Regions from separate parts of the Homo sapiens genome. Here region 1 is linked to region 2. A link is an interaction called in ENCODE POLR2A ChIA-PET data of the cell type or tissue named here. Cell type or tissue: Panc1. All regions are shown on one strand. Links, peaks and the distances in the headings refer to the core of each region. The heading gives the core; the rest is flanking DNA.

Region 1 (7,875 bases), core at 1,611-5,610, 150 kb before region 2:
ACTAAAAATACAAAAAAATTCAGTCGAGCATGGTGGCACAAGCCTGTAGTCCCAGCTACTCAGGAGGCTGAGGCATGAGAAAGACTTGAACCTGGGAGGCAAAGGTTGCAGTGAGCCGAGATTGCACAACTGCACTCCAGCCTGGGTGACAAAGCAAGACACTGTCTCAAAAAAAAAAAAAAAAAAAAAAATCCACCACAGTCAACATCAACAAATTAAACAAACAAATAAATAGCAATGGGGATCCAGATCTTGGTTTCTAATACCCTTAAGTATACAATACATTATTATTCTCTGTAGTCACCATGCTGTACAACTGATCTCCAGAACTTATTCATCCTAACTGAAACCTTGTATCCTTTGACCAACATCTCCCCATTCCCTGACCTTTGTCCCCCAGCCGGCCCCTGGCATTCTTCTACCCTCTGCTTCCATGAGTTCAACTATTTTAGATTCCACATATAATTGGAATCATGCAGTATTTGTCCTTCTGTGCCTGGCTTATTTCACTTAGCTTAATGTCCTCCAAGTTCATCCATGTTGTTGCAAATGACAGGATTTTCTTCTTTTCTAAGGTTGAAGAGTATTTCATTTTGTGTGGTGTGTATTTGAGAGTGTGTGTATGTGTGTATGTAACACATTTTCTGTATCTGTTCATGCATCAATGGATAGTTTAATTCCACATCTTGGTAATTATTAACAATACTACAATGAACATGGGAGCGTAGATACCTCTTTGACATACTGATTTCACATCTTTTAGATATATACCCAGAAAAGGGTGCTTGCAATTGAAATTTAATTAACCAGAAATGGGATTGCTGGATCATATGATAGTTATTTTATAACCATGGCTGCTGCTTCCAGAAAACATGGTTACTTCCTTGCCTAACTATCCTGCCTCACCAGCAGTATGCATTGGCTTTTCTTTTTTTTTCTTTTTTTTTTGAGACAGGGTCTTGCTCTGTTGCCCAGGCTGGAGTGCGGTCACTACAGCCTGGAAACTCTGGGCTCAAGGGATCCTCCCACCTCAGCCTTCTGAGTAGTTAGGACTACAGGCGCTGGCCACCAAGCCTGGCTAATTTTGTTTCTCTTTTTTGTAGAGAGGAGGTCTCCCTTTGTTGCCCAAGCTGGTCTCAAACTCCTGGGATCATGTGATCTTCGCACCTCAGGCTCCTCAGTAGCTGGTACTACAGGCATGCTCACCATATTTGGCTAAAATTTTTTTTTTTTTTGTAGCTACGGGGTCCCTCAGAATTGTCCACGCTCGTCTTGAACTCCCCTCAAGCGATCCTCTCACCTTGGCCTCCCAAAGTGCTGGGATTACAGGCGTGAGGCACTCCACCCATAGTGGCTTTTGATACCCTCAGAAAACAGCTAATTATGTGTGCCTACGGGGTTATTCCGTTTGTACCATCAGGGTAACATTTTCAGCCGTCCTATTTCTCTGGCAAAACCTTTTGGGCCCTCGGTGACTTTTTGCTGAATGGGTGACCCCCTCCCAGGGCAGGGCCATAAGAATCACTGGAGAGATGAGGGTCTGGGGAGGCGCAGAGAGAAGGCTGAAGGCGGTCTCACTTTCCTGCACCAGGAAAGGGAACGAGGAGCGCTGCACTCTCCCAGTCCTGGAGAGGACAGGAAAACGCTGCCACCGCGGAGACAGACGCCTACAGCGTGGGCTTTAAATCCAGCGTGGGTGTGGGGCAGCGTTGAGGCTCGATCTTCCGCCCTGCCCCTTAGACAGAGAAGGGAAGGAAGTCGAGGTCAGGAGGGGAGGGAGGGGAAAGGGCGGGAGGGAAATCGGAAGAGGGAAGGGCCGGGGAGGGAGGGAAAGAGGCCCGGGAGGATACGCCCGACGCTTCCATTGTAGTGGGGCTTCACTTGCCAAGGTGGAAGTGGTAGCGCCGGTGGTGGTACACTTTTTCGTACTTCTGAAATATTTCATAATTAACATTTGAGGAATTTTTTCTTTTTTGAAACAGGAACTAGCTCTGTCGCCCAGGCTGTAGTGCAGTGGCGCAATCACGGCTCACTGCAGCCTCCAGCTCCTGAGCTAAAGGGATCCTCCTGCCTTAGCTTCCTGAGTAGTTAGCACTACAGATTAGGGCCACCAGGCCTGGTTAATTTAAAAAAAAAAAAAATCCTCCCGCCTCTGCCTCTGCCTGTGAATTTGCTGGGATTGCAGGACTTAACCGCAGTGCCTGACCTAAGGAATCACTCAACCTCATTCCGGCAGGGATGACCACACGTGTTCAGGACATTTCCCTGGTAACTGGACTCGTCTTTAGTTCCCTGGGCTGCTCTCCTCCCGCGGTGACAGCCGTTCCCGGGGTGACCTCACTGCGCGCCCTGGAAAGGGCGAGACCGACCTCAGTACCCGCCTCGGTTTCCTTGCGGAGAATTTAAACCACTTCTGAGGGCCCTGAAGACAGTTCCGCGTCTTTTTTTTTTCTCTGTAAATGAGCTTTCTCCAGCCTATTTCGCAGACCCTGCGAACTTCAGATTCTCCCCTCATCCCGGCGGATCTGGGGATCCTCACTCTGACCAGTTGTTGGTGGGCTTGAAGGCCAGCGTCCCCTGGGGTTGGACCCTGTCTAATCCTCGCCTGCCCGGAAAAGGGGTGGGTGGGCATCAATCTCTGCAGCGCGCGAGCAGCAGGCGGCTGCGGAGGGGCGTGGGTTAGGGAGGTGGGTGCGGGCCTAAGCCTCTGAGCGCAGCACCCACCTCAGGAGGAGCCAAAGAAGATGCCTGCAGCAGGAGTCTCGGGTCCTGCGCCGACAGCATTACCCTGGGGAATTGTCTTGGTCTTTGGATTCTGGAGATGCGAGAAACTAGGACGGAGACCACAGCTGCAGGGAAAAGGCGACCAGTGCACAGAGCCTGTGCTCTATTGCTTTATATATTACTATAAAAATAACTGTATTGAGCTATAATCGATATACATGAAATTGCACTTGTTTAAAGTGTACAAAATGATGGATATCGGCCTATGTAGAATCCCTTGAAATCATCACCGCACTTAAGACAATGAGCCTATGGGGAGGGCTGGGTAAGGAGAGTGAGGCAGGAGAGTGAGGCACCTGCTAGTGCAAAATTGAAGGGGGCACCAAAGAAACACCACCTCTCAGTGACCAAGATAAACAATATTTTAAAATCAAAATTAATGCAAACATTTCTGATGAATAAAATATAAAAATGCTAAATGAAGAGAGGATCCAACTTTGCATTTGCCGGGCCCTGTGTCACTCCTCTCATCCTAGTCACACCTGTTGGGATTACAGGCATGAGCCACCATACCCTGCCCATTCTGGGTTTTAAACTGTACTTTATTTATTACTATTCTCTTTTTTTAAAACTGATCAACCACAAGCATACAAAAGTTCTCTGAATGAATGGAACTGTTTCCACACCTGGGTATTAACAGGCAAATTTTGAAGGTCATTCGATTTGGAATTTTCTTTTCTATAGCACTTCTAATCAGTGTGTGTGACACACACCTCAGAGGTAGGAAAGACTGTTTTTAGTAAATTATCTTCTTAATTGTAGAGAATTCCTGAAAATAAAACTGATGAAATTGTAAATTCTGCCTTGATGAGTTTCCAAAGGACAGATTCATGGTGTCCTATTTGAAGAATTAATCCCCTGGAATGTTCCAGCCTTTGTTGGACACTTGATAACAAGATCCACCAAGGGTTAGGGCAAGTGCACTAAGAAAGCCTTCTGCTACTCTCCGTCTCTTATTCTTTAGACCATCCAGTCTTGCTGGCAGAGAGGTCAGTGATTGCTCTGTTGTACCCACAGGGACATGCAACAGTTGTGGAAGGAGTGATTACATTCTCCTCAGATGACAGCACAGTTCTCTTGTTTTCAGCTTGACACCCAAGAAAGGCATCCATCACCTCAACCCTGCAGATGGCAGTTGTATGGCACTCCGTGTCGCAGCTCTACATGCCCACTGTGTTTCACACCTGGAGAGAGAACATTTTTGTTGCCCTTCCAACTTGCAGCCTGTGCTCCCAGAGTGAGAGGACAAGGCACAGGGCTCCTTGCCATCTTCCACGTTAGCATTGGCAGCTGTGCAGAGCCTATAGTGGAGACTGGATTTTTGTTATTTATTCAATAGTGTTGAGACTAAATTCCAAGTAAGACACAATTATTGGACCACATTAAAAAGAAAAACAGAACAAAACAAAAAACCCACTATAGGGATGCCCAGGTAAGAACTGTATGGTTTTGGGGGTAGTGGGGAAGATAGACACACAAAAAAATACCCCAAAACAAAAAACCACAAACTGTATTTCCCATGCTCCAAAGCAGATAGATATGGCTTGTTCCCAAGGCCTGGCCAATGGAATATTGGAAGGTAATGTGTATAATTTTCATATTGTGCTCGTGAAAAGAGTGTGAATTCTTTTCTGCTGGCTGAAATGTTGACAAGATGCCAGAATCTGGTACAGTCATCTTGGAGCAAAAGATGGTGTGATAAATTGAAATATTGTTTGATAAGGTTGATATCCCTACCCAGAAGTAGATCATATTCTGTGCCCCATTGGTCTCAGGCTTGGCAATGTGACTTGTTATGATCAATGAAGTATAAGCAGGCATAACGTGTGTTACTTCCAAGAAGAACTCTTAAGAGTCATTGAGTGTTTCTGCCATGTTCTTTTTCCCTTCTGGTATAAGATAGGCAATGACCCAGATTTGGCTGCTTTGTCTGGGTCCTGGAATGAAAACAATGAAGAGTAGAGCCAAATGGGATCCACAACAGACATATAGTTTAAGAAAGAAATTAACATTTGTTATTTTTAAACAGTCATGGAAACTTTGGGGATAATTTGTTACCACAGCAAAATCTGGCTAGTTCTGATTTGTACAGAAATTGGTGCTTAGAGTGGGATGCTGCATAACAAAATAATTTAAATTGTGGCTTTGGTTCCAGGGCTGAGTGATGGGCAATGAAGAAAATATTATTGGAGGCTGGGAAAATGTCAACCCCTGTTTTGTAGCAGTGAAAGACTGGACAAAACAGTCACCTTTAATAACTTAGAATGAAGATAATGTATTAAATGAGCCTGTGGATTTGAGTGAAGAAGTAAGGAAACAGATGCTAGTAATATAGTTTGATCGCTACTAGGTAGGGTAATACAAAAGGTGGGAGGAAAAATGTGCTTGGAAAAGCACTAAACTCTTTGCAAGCAGGAAGGGAAGAAAATGGTCTACACATTTTTGGACTTTTAGAATAAGAAGTTGCAAATATTTCTCTTCTTCAACTAATAAAAAATCTGAGAATGTCTTTGGGTAACAAAGACAGAAATTCAAACTCAGTCTTTGGCAAAGAGGCAGTTAATAAGTAGCTATTAAACCTATGGTGGAAACCTCTGAATCAACTAAGATGTCAGCCAATAAATCCTTTCAGACAAAATTGCTCAGAGAAAAGAGCTTGAGTGCATTGCTTTCTGATGAAAGCCTGCTAATTCAAGGTAATATAATTAAATCTAAAGAGAGAAGCACATCTCAAAAATACTGAATTGTATTAGCACACAGAGTTAACTGGGACCGTATAGATTTAGAAAAACAACAAGAAGTTTTTGAGAAAGTTAAATTGCCAAGGAGCCATACCTAGATTTTTAAAATCCAGAAAGCAAAAACTGTGATGCTTTCAGACTAAACACAACCCTTGGACTCCAACATTCTTTGGGCAAGCAGTAGGTTGAGAAAGCTGGTTAGTTCTAAAGGAAGGTACAGTCCCCAGTTCCTGCTTTAAATGTGGTTGAAGAAAATAATAGAAAAGGGAAACTTTCCACTTTAAAAGTGGAAGAAGGGCAACAGAGTGAGACTCCATCTCAAAAAAAAAAAAAAAAAAAAGTGGAAAAAGATAATGACACCCTCTTGAGAGTGAAATCAGGAACCATGGGTTCTATTCAAGAGATACTGAATTCTTAGCCAGAGCAATTAGGCAAGAAAAAGAAATAAAAGGCACCCAAATTGGAAAGGACAAAATAAAATTATCTGTGTTTGCAGATGTCATGATATTATATACGGAAAATATTGTGGGATCTGACCAGCAGCCTGCAATCCAACGGGGCTCTTTCTTTGTTCCCAGGTGGATCGGCAGGTCAAGAAATAAAAGACACATGCGAGATAGTGAAAGCTGGGTCCAGGGGGGTCACCGCCTTCTGGTCTTGTGATGCCACGAATGCACTGGATATAGCAGCATTTATTATTAAGTTTAGTGAGGGTGGGGGTAGGTTAGTGAGGGATTTAGGGTCTTTGATTATGAGGTGAGATGGTCACATGGGGATGAAGTAATTCTTTAACATAACATCTGTATGCAGAAGTGCAGAATACAGAGATAAGAATTTACAATACAGTGTGTGTGTCAGTGATTTTTAACAGAGCCTTAAAACAGAAACACAGTCTATCCATAACCTATGTTTAGCAAGATATTAATCAGCAGTAACAGTTGCAGCAAAAGCTGGTTGCAAACAATTGATGGAAACAGGATGTGAAACTAGACAACCGGTGAGACCACAAATTCTCAGAAGGGAGTATGCCTTAACCCTAAAGAGACCTAGAAGAGCCATGGCAAGATAAGGGCATTTAAAACCCTATTTTATACATATGAATGGCCGCCCCTCATGCGTCCATTTATAGGCTCTCCACAAGGGTCGCATTCCATTCCCAGAGCTGTGAACATCTGCTTTTCTGGGATAAGAATATTGGTGATGTGAAACCTCCCTGACTGCACATCCGTTTATAGGCTCTCTGCAGGAGGAAGCACATCATGTGCTGTTGGCTCATTCAGGCAGCCCAACCTTGCATTGTCTTTACACAATCCTGCATGCAATTTTGTATTTATAATAATCAGGAGCATTTCATCTTTTATTCTGTAGCAATAGTTTCAGGGGGTCTCCCTACAAGAAAACCCTAAAAACTCCACAGGAACTGTTAGAACTAATTAACACATTTGGTAAAGTTACAAGGTACAAAACTAGAAATGCAAAAATCAGCAGTGTTTCTGTCCGATAACAACTATGCAAAATAGAAATCAGCCAGGCGTGGTGGCTCACACCTATAATCCCAGCACTTTGGGAGGCTGTGGAGGGTGGATCACTTGAGGTCAGGAGTTTGAGACCAGCCTAGCCAACATGGTAAAATGCTGTCTGTACTAAAAATACAAAAATTTGCTGGGCATGGTGGTGGACACCTGTAATCCCACCTACTCGGGAGGTTGAGGTGGGAGAATCACTTGAACCCAAGAGGTGGAAGTTGCAGTGAGTCAAGATCAAGCCACTGCACTCCAGCTTGGGTAACAAAATGAGACTCTGTCTCAAAAAAACAAAACAAAAAAAAAAAACACAAAAAAAAAAAGGAAAGAAAAGAAATCAAGAAAACAATCCCATTTACAATAGCTACAAAAAAAATACTTAGCAATAAGTTGAACAAAGGGAGTGAAAGATCTGCACATTAAAAATTATAAAACATTGATGAAAGAAATTGAAGACGACACTAATAAATGAAATGATATCCCATGTTCATGGATTGGAAGAATTAATATTGTTGAAATGTTTATTCTACCCAAAGTGAACTACAGGTTCACTACAATTTCTATCAAAATTCCAAGGACATTTTCCACAGAAATAGAAAAACAGTCTTAAAATTTCTATGGAACCACAAAAGATCCCAAATAGCCTAAGCAATCTTGAGTAAGAAGAACAAAGCAGGAGACTTTACACTACCTGATTTCAAAATGTAGCACAAAGCTATAGTAATCAAAACAGCATCGTACTGGCATAAAGAGAGTCATATAGACCAATGAAACAGAATAGAGATCCCAGAGATAAATATATACGTTCATAGGCCAAGCAACCTTGA
Region 2 (5,564 bases), core at 1-4,000:
GTGAGCAAAAAGAAAAAAAGCTGGAGATATTTGCTTCAGAGCTCTCTGAAGTTGAAAAAACTGGAGGTATCACACTATCTGATTTTAAACTATACTACAAAGCTATACTAATTAAAATAGTATGAAATAATCGCTTCTCTGCCTTTTGGCTAAGATCAAGTAAGTGTAAAACAGCATGGAATTGGCAAAAAAGAAAAAGACACATCAACCAATGGAACAGAATAGAAAGCCCAGAGATGAATCTGATTTTCAACAAATATGCCAAGAAGAAAAAGACCGCTTTTTTCAATAAATGGTGTAGGGAAAACTGAATTTCCACATGCAGAAAAAGAAAATTGGACCCTTATTTCAACACCATATACAAAAGTTAGTTCAAAATGGATTACATACTTAAACATTCCTGCATTAGTTTGCTCAGGAAAATTGCCAACAAAAAAAAAAAAAAAAAAAAAAAAAGGAAAGAAAGAAAAAAAAGAGACCTTTAAGACCAAGAACCTAAAACTGCTAGAAGAAAACATAGGGGATCAGCTGACAGCCTCCTTTAAAAAAAAAAAAAAAAAAGAAAGAAAACATAGGGGAAACATACAAGACATTGGTCTGGGTAATGATTTTTTGGATTTGTTCCCAAAAGCACAGACAACAAAATTAAATATAGACAAATGGTATCATATCAAAGTAAAAAGCTTCTTGGTTCATGATGTGTAGCTAAAACAAACAAACTAAAAACCTTCTGCACAGCAAACAATCAACAGAGTAAAGAGATAACCTATGGAATGGGAGAAAATATTTGCAAGCCAGACATCTGATAAGGGGTTAATATCCAACACATATAAAGAGCTCAAACAACTCAATAGCAACAAAACAAAACAAAAAAGCAATTAAGACCTGCTTTCTGCTGACCAAGTCTTCTTCCTTACCCCTCCCTAATAAGAAGAAAAAAAGGCAATTAAAAGATGGGTAACTCCTCCTTAGTATAGTGGTAAAATTTAAACATTAAAAAAGTTTTGGGACCAGTCTGGTCACTCACACCTGTAATCCCAGCACTTTCGAAGGCCAAGGTGGGCAGATTGCCTGAGCCCAGGAGTTCAAGACTAGCCTGGGCAACATAATAAAACACTGTCTCTACAAAAAAAAAAAAAAAATTAGCTGGGCTTGAGCCATGTTTGTGTCACTGCACTTGAGCCTGGGTGAGAGAGCGAGACCCTGTCTCAAAAAAAAAAAAAAAAAAAAAAGCTTTAAGTTGTAAAAAAAAGTGGGTAAGATCAAAAGAAGAGAAGGAAAGAAAACAATGTATAAGATACCTGAGCTCTCCCTCTCCCTCTCCCTCTCCCCACGGTCTCCGTTTCCCTGTCTTTCCACGGTCTCCCTCTGATGCGGAGCCGAAGCTGGACTGTACTGCTGCCATCTCGGCTCACTGCAACCTCCCTGCCTGATTCTCCTGCCTCAGCCTGCGATTGCAGGTGCGCACCGCCACGCCTGACTGGTTTTCGTATTTTTTTGGTGGAGACGGGGTTTCGCTGTGTTGGCCAGGCTGGTCTCCAGCTCCTAACCACGAGTGATCTGCCAACCTCGGCCTCCCGAGGTGCCGGGATTGCAGACGGAGTCTCATTCACTCAGTGCTCAATGTTGCCCAGGCTGGAGAGCAGTGGCGTGATCTCGGCTAGCTACAACCTCCACCTCCCAGCCGCCTGCCTTGGCCTCCCAAAGTGCCGAGATTGCAGCCTCTGCCCAGCCGCCACCCCGCCTGGGAAGTGAGGAGCGTCTCCGCCTGGCCGCCCATTGTCTGGGATGTGAGGAGCCCCTCTGCCCGGCTGCCCAGTCTGGGAAGTGAGGAGCGCCTCTTCCCGGCCGCCATCCCATCTAGGAAGTGAGGAGCGCCTCTTCCCGGCCGCCATCCCGTCTAGGAAGTGAGGAGCGTCTCTGCCCGGGGGCCCATCGTCTGAGATGTGGGGAGCGCCTCTGCCTGGCCGCGACCCCATCTGGGAGGTGAGGAGCGTCTCTGCCCGGCCGCCCCATCTGAGAAGTGAGGAGCCCCTCCGCCCCGCAGCTGCCCCATCTGAGAAGTGAGGAGCCCCTCCGCCCGGCAGCCGCCCCGTCTGAGAAGTGAGGAGCCCCTCCACCCGGCAGCCGCCCCGTCTGGGAAGTGAGGAGCTTCTCTGCCCGGCAGCCGCCCCGTCCAGGAGGGAGGTGGGGGGCAGCCCCCGCCGGGCAAGCTGCCCCGTCTGGGAGGGAGGTGGGGGGTCAGCCCCCGCCCGGCCGCTGCCCCGTCCGGGAGGTGGGGGGCACCGCTGCCCGGCCGCCCCTTCTGGGAAGTGAGGAGCCCCTCTGCCCGGCCACCACCCCGTCTGGGAGGTGTACCCAACAGCTCATTGAGAACGGGCCATGATGACGGTGGTGGTTTTGTGGAATAGAAAAGGGGGAAAGGTGGGGAAAAGATAGAGAAATCAGATTGTTGCTGTGTCTGTGTAGAAAGAAGTAGACATGGGAGACTTCATTTTGTTCTGTACTGGGAAGGGTTCTTCTGCCTTGGGATGCTGTTGATCTGTGACCTTGCCCCCAGCCCTGTGCTCTCTGGGGCATGTGCTGTGTCCACTCAGGGTTAAATGGATTAAGGGCGGTGCAAGATGTGCTTTGTTAAACAGATGCTTGAAGGCAGCATGCTCGTTAAGAGTCATCACCACTCCCTAATCTCAAGTACCCAGGGACACAAACACTGCAGAAGGCCGCAGGGTCCTCTGCCTAGGAAAACCAGAGACCTTTGTTCACTTGTTTATCTGCTGACCTTCCCTCCACTATTGTCCTATGACCCTGCCAAATCCCCCTCTGCGAGAAACACCCAAGAATGATCAATAAAAAAAAACAAAAAACAAAAAAAGAAAGAAAAGAAGCAGAGTTGGACTCAGTGGGAAAATAGGCGTGCTACCACCTCAGGAGAGTTCCAGGGAAGAATCCCACCCCCACTCCAATGAGGTCACAATGGCTGGAGCTCTGAGGGGCCCAGGCTCCCTGAGCCAGGAGGAGAGGAGAAAGTCCAAGGAAAGATGGCTGGCAGTCACCCCTATTTCAACCAGCCTGACTCCACACACCCATCGCCGCCCTCCGCTCCACCCAGCCTCCGCTGGTACCAGCGCTGCCAGCCCTCTGATGCCACCAGTGGCCTGCTGGTGGCCCTGCTGGGTGGGGGCCTGCCTGCTGGCTTCGTGGGCCCCCTTTCTCGTATGGCTTACCAGGCTTCCAACCTGCCCTCGCTGGAGCTGCTCATCTGGCGATGCCTCTTCCACCTCCCTATTGCCCTGCTACTTAAACTGCGTGGCGACCCCCTTCTGGGAACTCCTGACATCCGAAGCCGGGCCTTCTTCTGTGCCCTGCTCAACATCCTCAGCATTGGATGTGCCTACAGTGCGGTTCAGGTGGTGCCCGCTGGCAACGCTGCCACTGTTCGCAAAGGTTCTTCCACCGTCTGCTCCGCCGTCCTCACTCTCTGCCTTGAGAGCCAGGGTCTCAGTGGCTACGACTGGTGTGGACTGTTGGGCTGCATCCTAGGACTAATCATCATTGTGGGACCTGGACTCTGGACACTACAGGAGGGGACCACGGGTGTCTACACCGCCCTGGGCTATGTGGAGGCTTTCCTGGGAGGCCTGGCGCTGTCCCTGAGGCTTCTGGTCTATCGTTCTCTGCACTTTCCCCCCTGCCTCCCAACAGTGGCCTTCCTATCTGGCTTGGTGGGGCTGCTGGGCTCTGTGCCAGGCCTCTTTGTGCTGCAGGCCCCCGTGTTGCCCAGTGACCTCCTGAGTTGGAGTTGTGTGGGGGCAGTGGGGATCCTCGCCTTGGTCTCCTTCACATGTGTGGGCTATGCGGTCACCAAGGCCCACCCTGCCCTGGTGTGCGCTGTCCTACATTCCGAGGTGGTTGTGGCCCTTATACTGCAGTATTATATGCTCCATGAGACTGTGGCACCTTCTGACATCGTGGCGGCAGGGGTTGTGCTGGGCAGCATTGCCATCATTACAGCCCAGAACCTCAGCTGTGAGAGGACAGGGAGGGTGGAGGAGTGAGATAGAACTTGGGAGCCCGGGGGTTGGGAGGGACAGGGATAAATAAAGGCAAAGACTGAAGACAAACATGGGAGGAGAAGTGACTGGAAAAGAACTGGTGTGGGAGAGGGATACCTCTCAGAGTCAAGGGTGACTTGGGGACTTGGTGGAGAGGGACTACGTGGAAGACCTGGGGCCAGCCTGGGACCAAGGGATGTGGAGTCCAGGCTGGGTCCTAGAATCAGGGCATAACTAAGGGGTAAAGTCTGAGGAGCAGATCCAAAGGGCTGAGGCAGGGAGGCCGTGGGCCATGGGGAGGACTTCACTCAGCAGCAAAGAGAAGAGCATTGGGGCTGGAGTGTTCCGGCAAAGACAGAGCCAGCAGCTGCGCTGGGGGAGGGAAGCGTGCCTCCCCACCCCTCCCCTCACGGGGAAGGTTTCCTTTCCTCGTGCTTGTGCCCCCCGCTTGGGGTGGTGACGTGACATTGACATCAAACAAGGATTACAGTGAATGTGAAAAAAAAAAAAAAAGATACCTGAATAGACATTTCTATGACATTTTAAAAGCCATGAATTTATTTTGGCACAAATATTTTATCATATGCAGTCACTTCTTTGTAAATGATTTTTTGTAAAGTCATTGGATATAAAAGAGTGATTTTCCTCACCTGAGTACATGAAAAGAAAATGCTGAAATCAATGTATAAATCAAATCATCTGTACTAGCACTGTTAATCTAGAAGAAAGTGGTTGCATAGAGAAGAGTAAGAATGTAGACCAGCTTATTGAAGTAGGAAAAGAAAAAAAAAAGGAGCTTCAGAGGTAGGCTTTGCCTCTTAAAAAAATTAAAAACATAAGTCACTGTGTTGTGCTTGGGAGTTAGCAGCAAAAAAAAAAAAAAAAAATGAAGTCACTGTCTGTGAAAGGAAAAGAAAAAATGAAAAGAGTTTGCATCCATTGAAGTATGCAGAAAAAGAAAACAAGTTTTAAAATAAAATAAAATGAGTATAGTTGGGGGCTTAGCAATGGACATACAGAGTGGAGTAATAGACACCGGAGGCTCCAAAAGGTGGGCAGATGGGTGGGGGATGAGGGATGAAATCCTACCTATTGGGTACAATGTTCACTATTCTGATGATGAGGATGCTATGCAATATGCTTTACCACTACGCAATGTATCCATGCAACAAAACTGCACTTGTACTCCTAAATCCATAAAAATTTAAAATTGTCTTGGCTGAGACCTCTTTTAAAAAATAATAAAATAAAAAAATTAGAGAGAATAGTAAGAGCAGAGCAAGGACATTTAGTCTATAGTTTCAAATGGACTTAATCATTTGAAACAATAAAGTTTTTCATTGAATCTTCATAGAGTATTAAAAAAAAAGCTGCTCATTGGCAGAATTTCCCACTGAGTTAGTATAGATTACATGCTCTTTGATAAAAGCAGCAAATAAAGTTACTTGGTTTTTTTTCTCTTTAGTGTTTGCTTTAAGAGAAAAATCCTAAACTCCTTCAGAGGAAGGA

Evidence for each region. Peaks named below come from ENCODE experiments on the same cell type or tissue, not always from the same donor. Only the 100,000 strongest peaks of a DNase experiment are listed, where the experiment ranks them.
Region 1: POLR2A ChIA-PET joins it to region 2 with 7 read pairs; 2 of 35 experiments call an interaction of 5 or more read pairs at or near these places.

What each region holds. Positions count from the first base shown.
Region 1 is chr17:35,340,423-35,348,297 of GRCh38, reverse strand. It overlaps the pseudogene LOC101060119. Among named protein-coding and RNA genes, the nearest start is that of SLFN11, 29 kb to the left of the region's middle. In Panc1, for the core only: no CTCF peak of the experiment used is centred there; no DNase peak of the experiment used is centred there; H3K4me3 peaks cover 589 bases; H3K27ac peaks cover 694 bases.
Region 2 is chr17:35,191,785-35,197,348 of GRCh38, reverse strand. It overlaps SLC35G3 (solute carrier family 35 member G3), which reads left to right and starts at 2,956. Exons shown (of 1, transcript NM_152462.2): 1 at 2,956-4,829. The coding sequence starts at 3,042. The coding sequence ends at 4,058. It also overlaps the pseudogene SPICP2. In Panc1, for the core only: no CTCF peak of the experiment used is centred there; no DNase peak of the experiment used is centred there.